2 separate regions of the Homo sapiens genome follow, and region 1 is linked to region 2. Evidence: chromatin contacts called from ENCODE Hi-C or POLR2A ChIA-PET data. All regions are on one chromosome and are shown on one strand. Each heading gives the region's core, a stretch centred on a gene start or an enhancer-like site at or near the end of the contact. The rest is flanking DNA. Distances are from core to core; before and after follow the strand shown.

Evidence for each region. A loop is a pair of places that touch in the nucleus more often than their neighbours do. ChIA-PET counts read pairs that join two places held with the same protein, here RNA polymerase II (POLR2A). Pooled maps may share reads with other maps.
Region 1: a loop to region 2 is called in a map of Right ventricle myocardium inferior, with 4 times the contacts of the local background. The contact joins two enhancer-like sites. A Hi-C loop is called at or near these places in 1 of 168 maps with a recorded cell type or tissue (Right ventricle myocardium inferior), 1 of 37 single-sample maps with no recorded cell type and 5 of 50 pooled maps. POLR2A ChIA-PET finds 5 or more read pairs at or near these places in 4 of 52 experiments (AG04450, H1, MCF 10A and 1 more).

The regions. Positions count from the first base shown.
Region 1 is chr20:50,575,264-50,581,962 of GRCh38, forward strand. PTPN1 (protein tyrosine phosphatase non-receptor type 1) reads left to right here. Exons shown (of 10, transcript NM_002827.4): 6 at 3,157-3,366; 7 at 3,905-4,066; 8 at 4,440-4,663; 9 at 6,002-6,197. Among named protein-coding and RNA genes, the nearest start is that of MIR645, 7.2 kb to the right of the region's middle. Within about 2 kb of position 2,093, at least 14 of the 41 ENCODE cell types and tissues checked have a DNase peak (open chromatin) inside an H3K27ac peak, as active enhancers do.
Region 2 is chr20:50,623,266-50,630,105 of GRCh38, forward strand. All of the region lies in intron 2 of RIPOR3 (RIPOR family member 3), which reads right to left. Among named protein-coding and RNA genes, the nearest start is that of MIR1302-5, 12 kb to the left of the region's middle. RefSeq lists enhancers at 1,739-2,700, 5,576-6,173. Within about 2 kb of position 3,017, at least 7 of the 41 ENCODE cell types and tissues checked have a DNase peak (open chromatin) inside an H3K27ac peak, as active enhancers do.

The DNA.
Region 1 (6,699 bases), core at 843-3,342, 49 kb before region 2:
AACAGTGGAGGGAGTGCGCGGCAGCACCTGGGGGCACCAGTGAAGAGTGGCCAGCCACCAACCTCTAGAACCTAACTGGGGTCGAATCCTGGCCCCACCTTACTAGCTCATCACAGTGTCTCCGTTTCCTCTTCTGTCAAACTCAGGTTTTGCGAGGGTTCTGGGAGGTCCTATACGGGAAGGGTTAGCAGTTACCATGGGTGTGTAGCACGGGCTTTATCTGAAGGGAAGGTGGAGCCGTAGGGAGACCATGTGGAGTGGGGCTCCAGGGCTGTGTGGGTGGGGAGGGATCTGCTTCTGGGTTACCCCATGCCTCCCCTTCTCAAGTACTACTTTTTAATCATCATGGCTCCTGCCATTCATTTCATAGTTGATGTAAGCCAGGTGCGGTGGCTCACGTCTTTAATCCCAGCACTTGGGGAGGCTGAGGCCAGGAGGATCACTCGAGGCCAGGAGTTCAAGACCAGCTTGGGCAACATAGTGAGACCCCCGTCTCTACAAAAAAACAAAAACAGTTAGTCAGACATCGTGGTGCTCCCCTATAGTCCAGCTACTCAGGAGGCTGAGGCAGGAGGATTGCTTGTGCCCGGGAGTTCAAGGCTGCAGTGAGCTATGCTTGCACCACTGCACTCTAGCCTGGGTGACAGAGCAAGACCCTGTCTCAAAAATAAATAAATAAAAAAAATAGTAGAAGTAAGATCTAGAATGTAGCACAGGTTACCAGGACGTAGGCAAGGGGTTCGGGCTGCCTGGCTCTTGAGGATGGTAGCAGTGCAGCTGATGTGAGTGCTTTCTGCCCTCTGGTGGTGACCGCGCCGGAGTCACCAGCCCTGCCATAGCCCTGATGGGGCAGAGGGTTCTGAGTACGGTGGATGGAGGTGCTTTCTGGAAGATTCTCAGGAGTAACATGGGCAGTGTGTTGGAATGTGCTAGAGGATTTATGCAGTAGCCTTTTAAAAGAATGCTTTTTAGCATTTGCAAGCCTGACATTAAGAGTGACTTCTGGGAAACTATTTGCTTGTTGAGGGAAACTGAATTTCAACAGAGCAGAAGAGCTGTGCGCTTTTTGCTTGGCAGAGTGAATACAGCCAGCTCAGAGGTTTTGATGTTAGGATCTGTTTGCTCCAACAGACTTTGTTTTTAAAAGGCTTTTCTCAGCCATAGCTGTCTGTTCTAGCACAAGGCTGGAATGAGTTCCTTGTGAAAGAGGTGAGCAGGTGTGAGGGAGGGTGTCAGTGGGCGGTAACCCACACCTTCAAGGATTAAAGGAAAACTTGCATTTGGCATGCTTGCTTCTTATTCAATTTTAAAATACATTTTAACGGCCGGGCACGGTGGCTAACACCTGTAATCCCAGCACTTTGAGGGGCTGAGGTGGGTGGTTCACGAGGCCAGGGGTTCAAGACCAGCCTGGCCAAGATGGTGAAACCCCATCTCTACTAAAAATACAAAAAAAAAAAAAATTAGCCGGGCGTGGTGGCGGGCACCTGTAATCCCAGCTACTCGGGAGGCTGAGGCAGAGAATTGCTTGAACCCAGGAGGCGGAGGTTGCATTGAGCCGAGATCATGCCACTGCATTCCAGCCTGGGCGGCAGAGCAAGACTCTGTCTCAAAATAATAATAATAATTTTTTAAAAATACATTTTAAGTCCTTTTCTTCCCCACCTGCCTCCACCCACCAAATAGAAGAGGTATTTCTTCTTCTTTAATGTCATTAAGGTTATATGGATACCATTTTCTAGAGAGGAAAGAATGATGGAATTGCCTAGTGTGAGTCTAGCAATTATCCTAACATACACAAATTTCTCCTTGTTCTGTGCCAAGATACTGTATTTAATATTTAATGAACATTAAATATTATTTACTAGTGTATTTAATGGCTGAGGCAGGGTTAAATATGTATTATTTTCATCCCAGCAGAGTTGGGGGAGGTCCTAGTAACTATGCCATGAGCTCTGTGAGGGTGAGGTGGTGTCTTTGCCCCCGCCTCCCTGGCACAGTGACTGGCACATGATTGGCATAGTGTGGACATTCGTCAAGTGAAGGAAGGCATCATGAGCAGATCTCTGGCCTGAATCCTTCTGCCATCAGCTGCTCGCCAGGTGGCCCTGGCACTGGGCCACAGGGAAACTCTCCAGGCTGGTATGGTTCCTGTCTGTGGCTGTCTTCCCGGGCCCATGTTAGGAGACTTTCACTTCCAGAGCCCTTTCCCTCTCAGGGCCTTGCTTACCAAGTGACTGGTTCCCATTTACTAGGAGCTCTTAGGTCATTGAAGATGTTGCGTACTCCCCCCAGTGAGGGCTGCCTTTTGATCACAGCCGCCAGAAGCCTCAAGGAAGGAGCAGAGCTGGAAACAGACGCCAGGCCATTGCTTCTGTTCCTCTGGGGCAGACCCAGCCACGGAAGAGACATTCTGGGACAAGGGCTGGGGTCCACCTTTCAAACGTGTCTGCAGCAGGCTCTCAGCATGGACTCTCTGCCTCCAAACATCCACCTCCTCATCGGAAAATGGATGGGAGTGCCTGCCTGGAGCAGCTGGTGGGAGAGCGCAGCGCCAGCACGTAGGACACACTCGGTTCATGGGCTGATGCCGTTCGCATTGACTGCCTCTTCAGCTGGGTGTTGAGCCACACCTTGGAGTCACCAGTCTTTGGAGACCAAGTCTGCTACTTTTTTCTCTAAAGTGACAATCCTCTGAAACCTCCAGATCATCTTGAAGCCCCCGTCTGAAAGTTGCCCAGAGCCAGTGCCTCACCTGCTGTTCCTTGTTCACTTTTTCACGGGAGGCCTTGCAGGGCTTTATGACAAGATTTTATGGGTGGCTGCCCAGCATCATTGTGACTCGTGAGACAGAGAGAAACCAGTTGTAACCATGTAGACAGTGGAAGTGATAGGGAGAAAAGAGGTGAGGGGACTCTTCAATCCGAAGGGAAATGAAGTCTAAGCAGGCGCACCCTGCAGGTTCAGTGTCAAGCCCAGGGCCTGGCCCCAGGGTGTGGTATTTGTTGACTGGGTGTGTGGACCCTGGGAGAAAGTCTGAGAATGAATGTTCCTCTTAGAGGTAGAGAGTGGAAGGTGACTCTGTGTGTACTTGGAATTAGTGATTTCTGTACAGATGATTCTTTTAGAATCATCATGAGTATTTTTCTCTTTCAGACCCAAGAAACTCGAGAGATCTTACATTTCCACTATACCACATGGCCTGACTTTGGAGTCCCTGAATCACCAGCCTCATTCTTGAACTTTCTTTTCAAAGTCCGAGAGTCAGGGTCACTCAGCCCGGAGCACGGGCCCGTTGTGGTGCACTGCAGTGCAGGCATCGGCAGGTCTGGAACCTTCTGTCTGGCTGATACCTGCCTCTTGCTGGTAAGGAGGCCCTCGCGGGTGCCCTGGGGAGCTCCTCTACCTGCTCTGCTGTGATGTTTTTTCCTAAGTAGAAACTGAAGCGCTCCTCTTCCAAAATACAGAGACTCACTGTGTTAGTCTGTTTTTGCGTTACTAATAAAGGCGTACCTGAGACTCGGTAATTTGTAAAGAAAAGAGGTTTAACTGGCTCCCGGTTCTGCAGGCTGTACAAGCATGGCACCAGCATCTGCTCGGCTCCTGGGGAGGCCTCAGGGAGCTTCCAGTCATGGTGGAAGGTGAAGGGGAGCAGGAGCAAGAGATGGGGGAGGTCCCAGACTCTTAACCAGCTCTCTTGTGAATGCATTGCCTCAGGGAGGGCACCAAGCCTTTCATGAGGGACCTGTCCCCCTGACCCAGACACCTCCCACCCAGCCCCACCTCCAACACTAGGGATCACATTTCAGCATGAGATTGGGAGGGGACAGACATCTAACGGTGTTATTAACGTTGCCCTTGAGAATTGGACCTGGCTGACTTATATCTCCTCTCTGGCTTTCAGATGGACAAGAGGAAAGACCCTTCTTCCGTTGATATCAAGAAAGTGCTGTTAGAAATGAGGAAGTTTCGGATGGGGCTGATCCAGACAGCCGACCAGCTGCGCTTCTCCTACCTGGCTGTGATCGAAGGTGCCAAATTCATCATGGGGGACTCTTCCGTGCAGGTCAGCATTGCCTTTGTTTGAATCCAGGTGTGACCATTTTAACTTTTTTGTCTTTGAAGGAGGCTGTCAGTTGTAAAAGTTCAAACACCGTCTGGTGTCAGGGGAAATAGCTACCCTTCATGTTTAAAATAGCTAGAAAGTTGTCAAAATGTTCACCATGTTGCACTTTGTGCCTTTGAAGTGCTCACATAGAGAGCATTGATAGGAAGACGAGACTTTATTTTCAAAAGATTTCATCTTCCAAGTACATGGCTGCAGCCCTGAGAGGCCGAGAGCCCCTCGCCAAGCCGTCACCTCTGCTCATGCAAAGGGATTTCCTGACAAACCAGCCGAAGTGAACACTAATAGGACTTCCTCTTGCTGCTCTTTCAAGGATCAGTGGAAGGAGCTTTCCCACGAGGACCTGGAGCCCCCACCCGAGCATATCCCCCCACCTCCCCGGCCACCCAAACGAATCCTGGAGCCACACAATGGGAAATGCAGGGAGTTCTTCCCAAATCACCAGTGGGTGAAGGAAGAGACCCAGGAGGATAAAGACTGCCCCATCAAGGAAGAAAAAGGAAGCCCCTTAAATGCCGCACCCTACGGCATCGAAAGGTAATATGATTGGGTCCCAGCTTGTTGGGGTGAGGGGAAATGACTTTCTGTTCTAGAAACACACGCTGGTACTGAAACCCTGTGGATGCAGCCTCCTGTTGGCAAGCAGCGCTTCCGCATCCTTGGGGAACAGGGCGCGTGGACCACAGCCACTCCACTCCTGGCTGCTGGAGGTCCGGTATTGGGCACAGGGTGGCCGCAGGACATGAGCCACTTCTGTGGGCTTCTAGTGCCACCTTGTGGTGCTTGTTGGAATGAGGGGCTCGGAGCCACCGAGTAGGGTTTTTCTGCCCCCCCTGACGACAGCGCCCTCCCCCAGGTTTCCGGACAGTCCTGAAATGTGATGTCCAGGCTTGAGTGCCCTCAGTCCCCACAGTGGTCCTTTGGGGAATGTAACCTTTTTTATGTGGTCTTGATTAAATCCCATTTTACTTCCTTGCAGGTTAACAACCATTATTGAGTACCTATTGATATGTGTGGTGTACTGAGTTAACTAGAACATGTCCCCTGGTCTGTGTTCTAGACCATCTTGCTGGGAAAAAGGCAGACCCAAAGCATATTTTGGTGGGGGCCCATGGACAGTGATGTGATAGAGGTGTCCGCTGAGGTGGTCAGGGAAGGCTGCTTGCAGTAGGTGGCCGTGCACGGAAAGTTTGCAGAATGAGCAGGTGTTAGTTCCAGCTGGAGATGACTGCCGGCTGTGCCCTTGGTACCTGCTTTCTGGAGGGAAGTTTTAAGACGTGTGCATACTTGACCCAGCAGTTGTATACATGGAGAAATTTACTTTGCAGCAACTCTCAAAACAAGCGTGTAAAGATGTGTATAGGTAGTTGTGTTTGTTGTGGCATTGTTTGTAGTAGTGAAAAATTAGAGACAGGCCAATGATATAACCAGGGACCTGATCAATTATGTTCTCTCCCGGTGTTGGGATATTCTGTAGCTCTTAAAGAATGAGATCTGGGTGTACTGATGTGGCCAGACATTGCAATTGCAGTACATGAGAAGGCAAATCATACAGTAGTGTGTACACCAGTGAGTCCTCCAGCCAGATAAATCCTCACAGTGACCAGTCGCCCAGGCACCTTGTGAACCCTACCCTGGGTGTGGGTGCTATCTGAAGTACCTGGGGGAGGGGGTGACAAGTGGACTTCAGGCTGATGTGGGCCCTGGCCTGGCCCTCCCTCCAAGCAGAGGGGGCTGGCTCGCTGGAAGGTTAACATCATCCAACTCTGTCTACACGTGGCTTGTTTTTTCCTAGAATTCCTGCCACAATAGCAGCATCCTTGCCATTCATTTTCTCCAAAGTGAGTAACCCATCTCTGCCCTCTGATTCCTCAGCATGAGTCAAGACACTGAAGTTAGAAGTCGGGTCGTGGGGGGAAGTCTTCGAGGTGCCCAGGCTGCCTCCCCAGCCAAAGGGGAGCCGTCACTGCCCGAGAAGGACGAGGACCATGCACTGAGTTACTGGAAGCCCTTCCTGGTCAACATGTGCGTGGCTACGGTCCTCACGGCCGGCGCTTACCTCTGCTACAGGGTATGTTTCCACTGACAGACGCGCTGGCGAGATGCTCGTGTGCAGAGAGCACTGGCCGCTAGCCCGATGGTAGGATTCAGTTCTGTGGTGCATCTGAGCCAGTCTCAGAAGAAACAGATCAAAGGTTTTTAAAGTCTGGAACTGTGGAAGGGCTAACAAGAGAATTAAGGATCGATGCACTGGGGTTTTAAGGAGCCCTCTGGTCCCAAGAATATAAGAGTCTAATCTCAGGGCCTTAACCTATTCAGGAGTAAGTAGAGAAAATGCCAAATACGTCTGTTTCTCTCTCTCTTTTTTTTTTTATTCCTTTGTTTTTGGAAAAAAATAGAGTTACAACACATTGTTGTTTTTAACCTTTATAAAAAGCAGCTTTTTGTTATTTCTGGAACAAAAAAAAACAAAGTAGGCACTTATGAAACTTTCTCATACCCTTAGGTGATGTAATCAGCCATATAATTTATATTTGATTTCCCAGGGAAGGAATCCCAAACTTTTACGAATG
Region 2 (6,840 bases), core at 1,767-4,266:
AAAAAAAAAAAAAAGAAAAAAAAGAAAATATTAGGAGTTTGGTAAATATTAAGCTCAGCTGAACGGGGGAAAATACAGTATCCCAAGGGGATTAGAGAACAGAGAACCTGGCCCCTGCAGGCAGAGCGGGATAGCGAGTGCACCCCTGGGTGTTCCCAGCTGGAGACAGAGGGAGCAAAGGTGGAGAATGGGACCTGGTATGCTCTGGGAGTGGATGCAAGGAGCAAGGTTTGACCCAGGCAGAAGTGGGAGTCTGCAGAGGGGCCTGGACCTGGGGCCTCTCTAGTTTTGGGGACCCAGGATGTGTGAGAGGAGGAGAAGGGCAGCTCCCAGAGAAAGTCCAGCTTCCAACACCTTTACAATGACAAGTAATGTCTCTGTAGAGCAGAGAAACTAAGCTCAGGCCAGGGCTAGTGGGCTGCTGAACAGCTGACACCACAAGCCCAAGGGCCTCAGGAGCCTGGTGAGAACACGTGAGCCTAAGTAACTGGGGGCACCTGCTGCCGCCAGGAGCTCGCTAAGGGCTTTATAGAAATATCTCGACTTTCACAACCACCCTAGGAGACAGGTATTATTCTTATTATTATTTTGAGATGAAATTTCGCTCTGTCGACAGGCTGGAGTGCAGTGGCACGATCTCTGCTCACTGCAACCTCCGCCTCCCAGGTTCAAGCGATTCTCCTGCCTCAGCCTACCCAGTAGCTGGGATTACAGGCATCTGCTACCACGTCCAGTAATTTTTGTTTTTTTTAGTAGAGACAGGGCTTCACCTTGTTGGCCAGGCTGGTCTTGAACTCCTGACCTCAGGTGATCTGCCCGCCTTGGCCTCCCAAAGTACTGGGATTGCAGGCATGAGCCACTGCACCCAGCCATTTGTATATATTTAATGTTAAGTGATGCTTTCCAAAGCCCACAGGGGCTGTGCTCCCTCTTCCCCTTGCCCTCCCTGAGGCCCCATCACCCACCTCTTGAACCGGGCCCTCCGCAAGTTTGCCATCTTGAGGCTGGCAGAGACGGTCAGGGCTGCAGACTCGGGAAAAGGCAGGTTTCTGAGAGGTTAGGGACCCCGGCAGGTGGGCAGCAGGCAGTGGGGCAGGAGCTCGCTCACTCCCAGCTCCTGCCTCCAGCCCCCAACAGGTGTGCACCGTTGGCCCAGCCCCGCTTCCATCCACCTGGGGACCTTATACCCTCGCTGCTGCAGCCACACCTGGATGCACCTGCTCCCGGGAAAGCTCTGAGCCTAGTGCTCCTTGTGTGAGGTTTAACAGGACAGGCTCAGTGGCCACTCTGAGAGCCCGCCCACCCGGGGAAGGTGATGCACATGCAGCCTCCAGATGGCCAAATCAGGCAGCATGTCTGGCCCAGGTGTCACAGAAGCCGGGGCAGGAAGAGCCTCTGGGGCCGGATGTTTCACCAGGTCTGGGAGGACTCAGTAAATATTAAACAGCCCCTGGCATGCCAGACAAGCTTCCAGACGGGCACGTGCAACCTGCCGGCCCCAGCCCTCACGTGAGGTTGCTACAGCAGTCCTTCTGCCTGGTGTGGTTGGCAGAGGCCTTGGTACTCGGCTGTTGCAAGTGCAGGCTCTGGAGGCAGACAGGGCCGGGCTCAAGTCCTGCACCTGCCCCCAGCCTCCAGGCGGGACAATTATAGGACTGACTGCACAGGCTTCAGGTGAAGACTCCATGCAACAAGGACGTGAGCCAACCATTTACCCAGGTGCCTGGCGGTGCTGGCCACTGGGTGATGATGACAGGCATGCACTCGGCACTTGCCAAGCTCAAATTCTGCTCTCAGTGCTTTTGTTTTTTTTTTTTTTAATTGAGACAAGGTCTTGCTCTGTCTCCCAGGCTGGAATGCAGTAGCGTGATCTCAGCTCACTGTAGCCTCCGCCTCCTGGGCTCAAGTGATCCTCCCACCTCAGCCTCCTGAGTAGCTGGGACCACAGGAGTGCACAATTACACTCGGCTAATTTTTTGTAGTTTTGGTGGAGACAGGGTTTCACCATGTTGCCCAGGCTGGTCTTGAATTCCTGAGCTCAAGTGATCCGCCTGCCTTGGCCTCCCAAAGTGCTGGGATTGCAGGCGTGAGCCACCACGCCCGCCTGGCCTGCTCTTGGTGCTTTACATGTATGGACTCATTTCTCCTGACACAGTCTTTGAGGTCAGGCCCCCTGGTACCGTCCAGGAAACTGAACTTGCATCACTCGCCTCTGGCTCCAGAGTCTGTGTGCTTGACAGCTTCACAGGCAGGGCTGGATATGAGCCGCCTCTTTCTCCAGCCTCCTCTCCTTGAAACTTAATGGCTGCTATTTCGTTTTCACACCCACACTTCTTAGCCATCCCAACAGAGGAATTCCCAAGCTGAGGAGGATGTCCCAGTGGCTCCTGGCTCGGGGAGTACCTGCCTGACTGCCTGGGGGAGGGAGACCTGGCTGAGGAGGGGCAGGAAAGGGGGAAGGGCAACCATGCCTGTCAACTGGGGCAGAGTAGGACAGTATCGGGGCCTGGCCCTCTCCTCCTTCATCCTCACTGTTTATCCTCTCATCTCTCTATCCTCCCACCCCCCAGGTCCAGCTCTTGGGAAATGGCCTTATTATGTCAATCATTCACACCTTAGTATAAAATTTCCCCACCAGGTTACTTCCCCAAGTGAGCCATCTGACTGTGGAGTAAAAATCCCTGTCTATAGTGAAAGGGGTTTCAAGGTGCCAGAGTAGGGGTCAAGGTGGTGATGGGAAGAGAAGGGGCATCAGCCCACCCTCTCCATGCAGAGCCCTGCCCTCCTGCCAGGTTGTTTGCCTTGACAGTGCGGCTGCGCTTCGGCCTGCTCGGGTTACCAGGGAACAAGGCCAGAAGGTGGGGCCTGAAACCCAATCAGGCTCCAGCCCTGGCTCCAAGGGTTCAGACCCCAGGGAGCTCGACGGAGACAGGAAGTTAAAAATAGATGCACCGCTTCCCCGTCGGTGTGGGCAGCTTCTTCCTTGCCCTCACACAAGGGGGCGGCAGAGGCCAAGGCCAGGTGGGGGCTGCCCAGGGACCTCCGAACCAGCCCAGGCCCAGCATCCTCTGGCATCCTTGACAATCAGATGGGGGACAGGAGGGGTCTGAGATATTAGAGCCATCAGGGCTGTCTTTCCTAGACTAGGACTTGGACACTGTGGGACCCTTGCTGACGGCCAGCGAGCCCTGGTGTCAAGGGGATGGATCACCTCTGTCCTCCTTCCTCCCAAAGAGCTGATCCCAGGAATCCAGGAAGGGGCCAACGAGAGGCAGAGGCCTACCGTGGGGGCACTCTCTGGGCAGAGCTCCCCTCTAGGGCCTGAGGGGACATGTCCCATGGATGCAGGACATTCAGAGGCCCCCACAGGCCTGGCAGGAGGAGAGCTGCAGGCAGGGCCAGTTGTGAAATTTGTGGGGTCTAGTGCGAAATAAAAATGCAAGGCTCTTTATTCAAAATTTATCAAGAATTTTGGGCCAGGCGCGGTGGCTCACGTCTGTAATCCCAGCAGTTTGGGAGGCCGAGGTGGGTGGATCACCTGAAGTCAGGAGTTCCAGACCAGCCTGGCCAACATGGTGAAACCCTGTCTCTACTAAAAATTAGCTGGGCATGGTGGCACATGCCTGTGATCCCAGCTACTCGGGAGGCTGAGGCAGGAGAATCACTTGAACCCGGCAAGTGGAGGTTATGGTGAGCTGAGATTGTGCCATTGCACTCCAGCCTGGGCAACAAGAGCAAAAGTCCGTCTCAAGAAAAAAAAAAAAAAAAATAGCCAGTGTGGTGGCCCATGCCTGTAGTCCCAGCTACTCAGGAGGCTGAGGCAGAAGAATTGCTTGAACCTGGAAGGTGGAGCTTGCAGTGAGCCTAAATTGCACCACTGCACACCTGGGTGACAGAGCAAGACTCTGTCTCAAAACACACACAAAAAAATTGTATTAAGAATTTCTATTTGGTGCCAGGCACAGTGGCTCACACCTGTAATCCCAGCATTCTGGGAGGCCGAGGCAGGTGGATCACCTGAGGTCAGGAGTTCGAGACCAGCCTGACCAATATGGTGAAACCCTGTCTCTACTAAAAATACAAAAAAAAAAAAAAATTAACTGGCATGGTGAGGCACACCTGTAATCCCAGCTACTCAGGAGGCTGAGACAGGAGAATTGCTTGAACTCAGGAGGCGGAGGTTGCAGTGAGCCGAGAATATGCCACTGCACTCCAGCCTGGGCAACAGAGCGAGACTCTGTCTCAAAAGAAAAAAAAAAATACAAAAATTAGCCGGGCGTGGTGGCACGCTCCTGTAATCCCAGCTACTCAGGAGGCTGAGGCAGGAGAATCACTTGAACCTGGGAGGCGGAGGTTGCAGTGAGCCAAGATCGCGCCATTGCACTCCAGCCCGGGCGAGAGAGAGAAACTGTCTCAAAAAAAAAAAAATTTTGGGAGGCTGGGGTGGGAGGATCATTTGAACCAAGGAGGTCAATGCTGCAGTGAATCGAGATCGCACCACTGCACTACAACCTGGGCGACAGAATGACACCCACAAAAATTTCTAGAGCACAACAGCAGAGCGTTCAATCAAAGTACAGAGCACAGGCTACACGCTCATGAAGCCGCCCTTGGGTACAGGGTCTGCAGACCCTACCCCTCCTTCCAGACCACACAAGGGTCCCTACAGTGCTTCAGTGGACCAGCCCCACTCCAGGGCACACAGCTGGGAGAGGGTCACCTGGGCCGGATGGCCCCCTGGCCAGGTAACCCGCACAGCTGACCTTCCCAGCCTTGATTACAGACCCCTGCAAGAAAGTGGGGGACTCTGATAAAGCCCAGGAAGAGGCAGCTCAGAAATGGTTAAGTTGAGAAACAGCATCATTTCCTGGCCGGTTTATACTTAACCCCCTCTTTGCAGCACTTATGGAGTGCCTGCTGTGTGCCTTTCTCAGGCAGCACCCACTCTTTCTGTTCTCTGAGGCTTGGAGTTGGGGCACTGAGCACTAACTGCTCTGGAGCCTGGGTCAAATTCTTCTCGTCTTGGGGCATCAACTTAAACCCTTCCCAGGCTCCCCTCCACTGAGAATGTGTCTCAAGGCCTCACTGCAGCCCATGAGGCTCCGCAGGGTCCTCCTCCCTCCCTGACTGCTGTCACGCATGCCAGCCGCACACCTGCTTTCTGTCCCTTAAAGCTCATTCCCACCCAGGACATCTGCACTCGCAGCTGCCTCCCGCCGCCGAAGGCTTCCCGGCCCACCCCCATCTGCACACGCGCAGATCCACTTCTTCTGTCCCTTCCTGCCTCCACTCCCCATGCCCCTGTCTCGTCAGGCTCTCCCAGGAGACCATGGGTGCCCTCCCCCACCCCCAGTTCAGTTCCCTCACAGCACTGCCACCAGCTGGATCTGTCTCAATTATCACTGGCTTATTGTTTGCTGCCATCAGCTCCCAGGACAGCAGGGCCTGGGTCTGTCCCCAGAGCCCAGGACAGGGCCAGAGTAGGTGCTCCGTGAATATCTGCTGCGTGAACAGGGATTCCTAAGGTGCTTCCAGCTGGGACACTCCAGGATCTTAACCCTGGGGTCCCGGCACCACCACCCATGGGAAGGGAGCCCCCAGGGAAAGGTTAGTGAGCTGGGAGGGCTGACCTCAGGGGGGTGGAGGTGGGGTCCTATCCCCGCAGCAAATGCCCCTGGGAAGGAGCTCAGGGAGCACACACAGGAGGGACCTGGCCTGGTCTGGAGCTCAGGGGTCCTCCCCCAGGACCTAGCAGGAAGCCAATGCCTGCAGGTGATTCAACGGGAACTGGAGGTGGAGGAGTGGGGTAGGAGCTCCAGCGGGAGGACACACATGTGCTGAGGCCCTGAGGCCGGGAGGGGAGGGAGGTAGGCTGCTGGGGCCAGGTCCCAGGGGCCTCTAGCCAGGAGGGCGCTGGGTTTATTCTAAGTAGGTTGGGAATCTTTGCAGGGTTTCAAGTCGGGGAAGAGCATGGTGGGATTTTATTGTTGACTGACTCACTGACCTACTGAGTTCTGCACTCTGCTCTGGCTGGGGACCCCGACCTGTCCACCCCGTTGGCTCAGACAGACAGAGGTTTGGCCCCTTCAGGATGTCGATAAACTGCCCCAGTCCCCAGGCCTGCCTGCTCGTAAATGGTTCCCTGGGGGCTTGCACAGTGCCTGGCATGAGGCCCTGGAGCGAGGGGGCAGCAGGCCTGAGCTCATCGGGCTGTGGCCTCCAGAAGCAGAAACAACCTTCCTCCCAGGGACTTAGTACCTAAAGCCGGAGGAGACACAGGACGGGGCAGCAGGCAGGGCCTGGCCCGGCCAGCACCCCCAGGGAACTCAGCCACAGGGTCAATGCTGCCCCCCAGGCCCATCTGTGCCAAGCCTGCTCCCTCATCCGGTAACCCCCCACAGCACCAGCTGCACCGGCTGCTGGCCCTGCCTCCCTCGTGGTTCCTTCCCGACAGCCCCGTGAGCAGGGTGCACCCACAATTCCCATTGTTCAGATGAAGACAAGGCTGAAGAGGTGAGGTCACTTGCCCCAGGTCACAGAGCCAGAAGAGGTGGCCCCATTGCCTAGTCTTCCAGACAGGAAGAACATTCCTTCCCAACCCCGCCCGTGGAAGACCCAACCCTGGGCCAGTTTTGCTGTGTGACCTTGGGCCAGTGGCTCCACCTATCTGAGCCTCTGGTTTTTTGGTTTTTCTTTTTTGGTGTTTTTGTGGGTTTTTTTGAGATGGCATCTTGCTCTGTCACCCAGGCTGGAGTGCAGTGGTGTGATCTCGGTACACTGCAACCTCCACCTCCTGGGTTCAAATAATCCTCCCACCTCAGCTTTCCAAGTAGCTGGGAT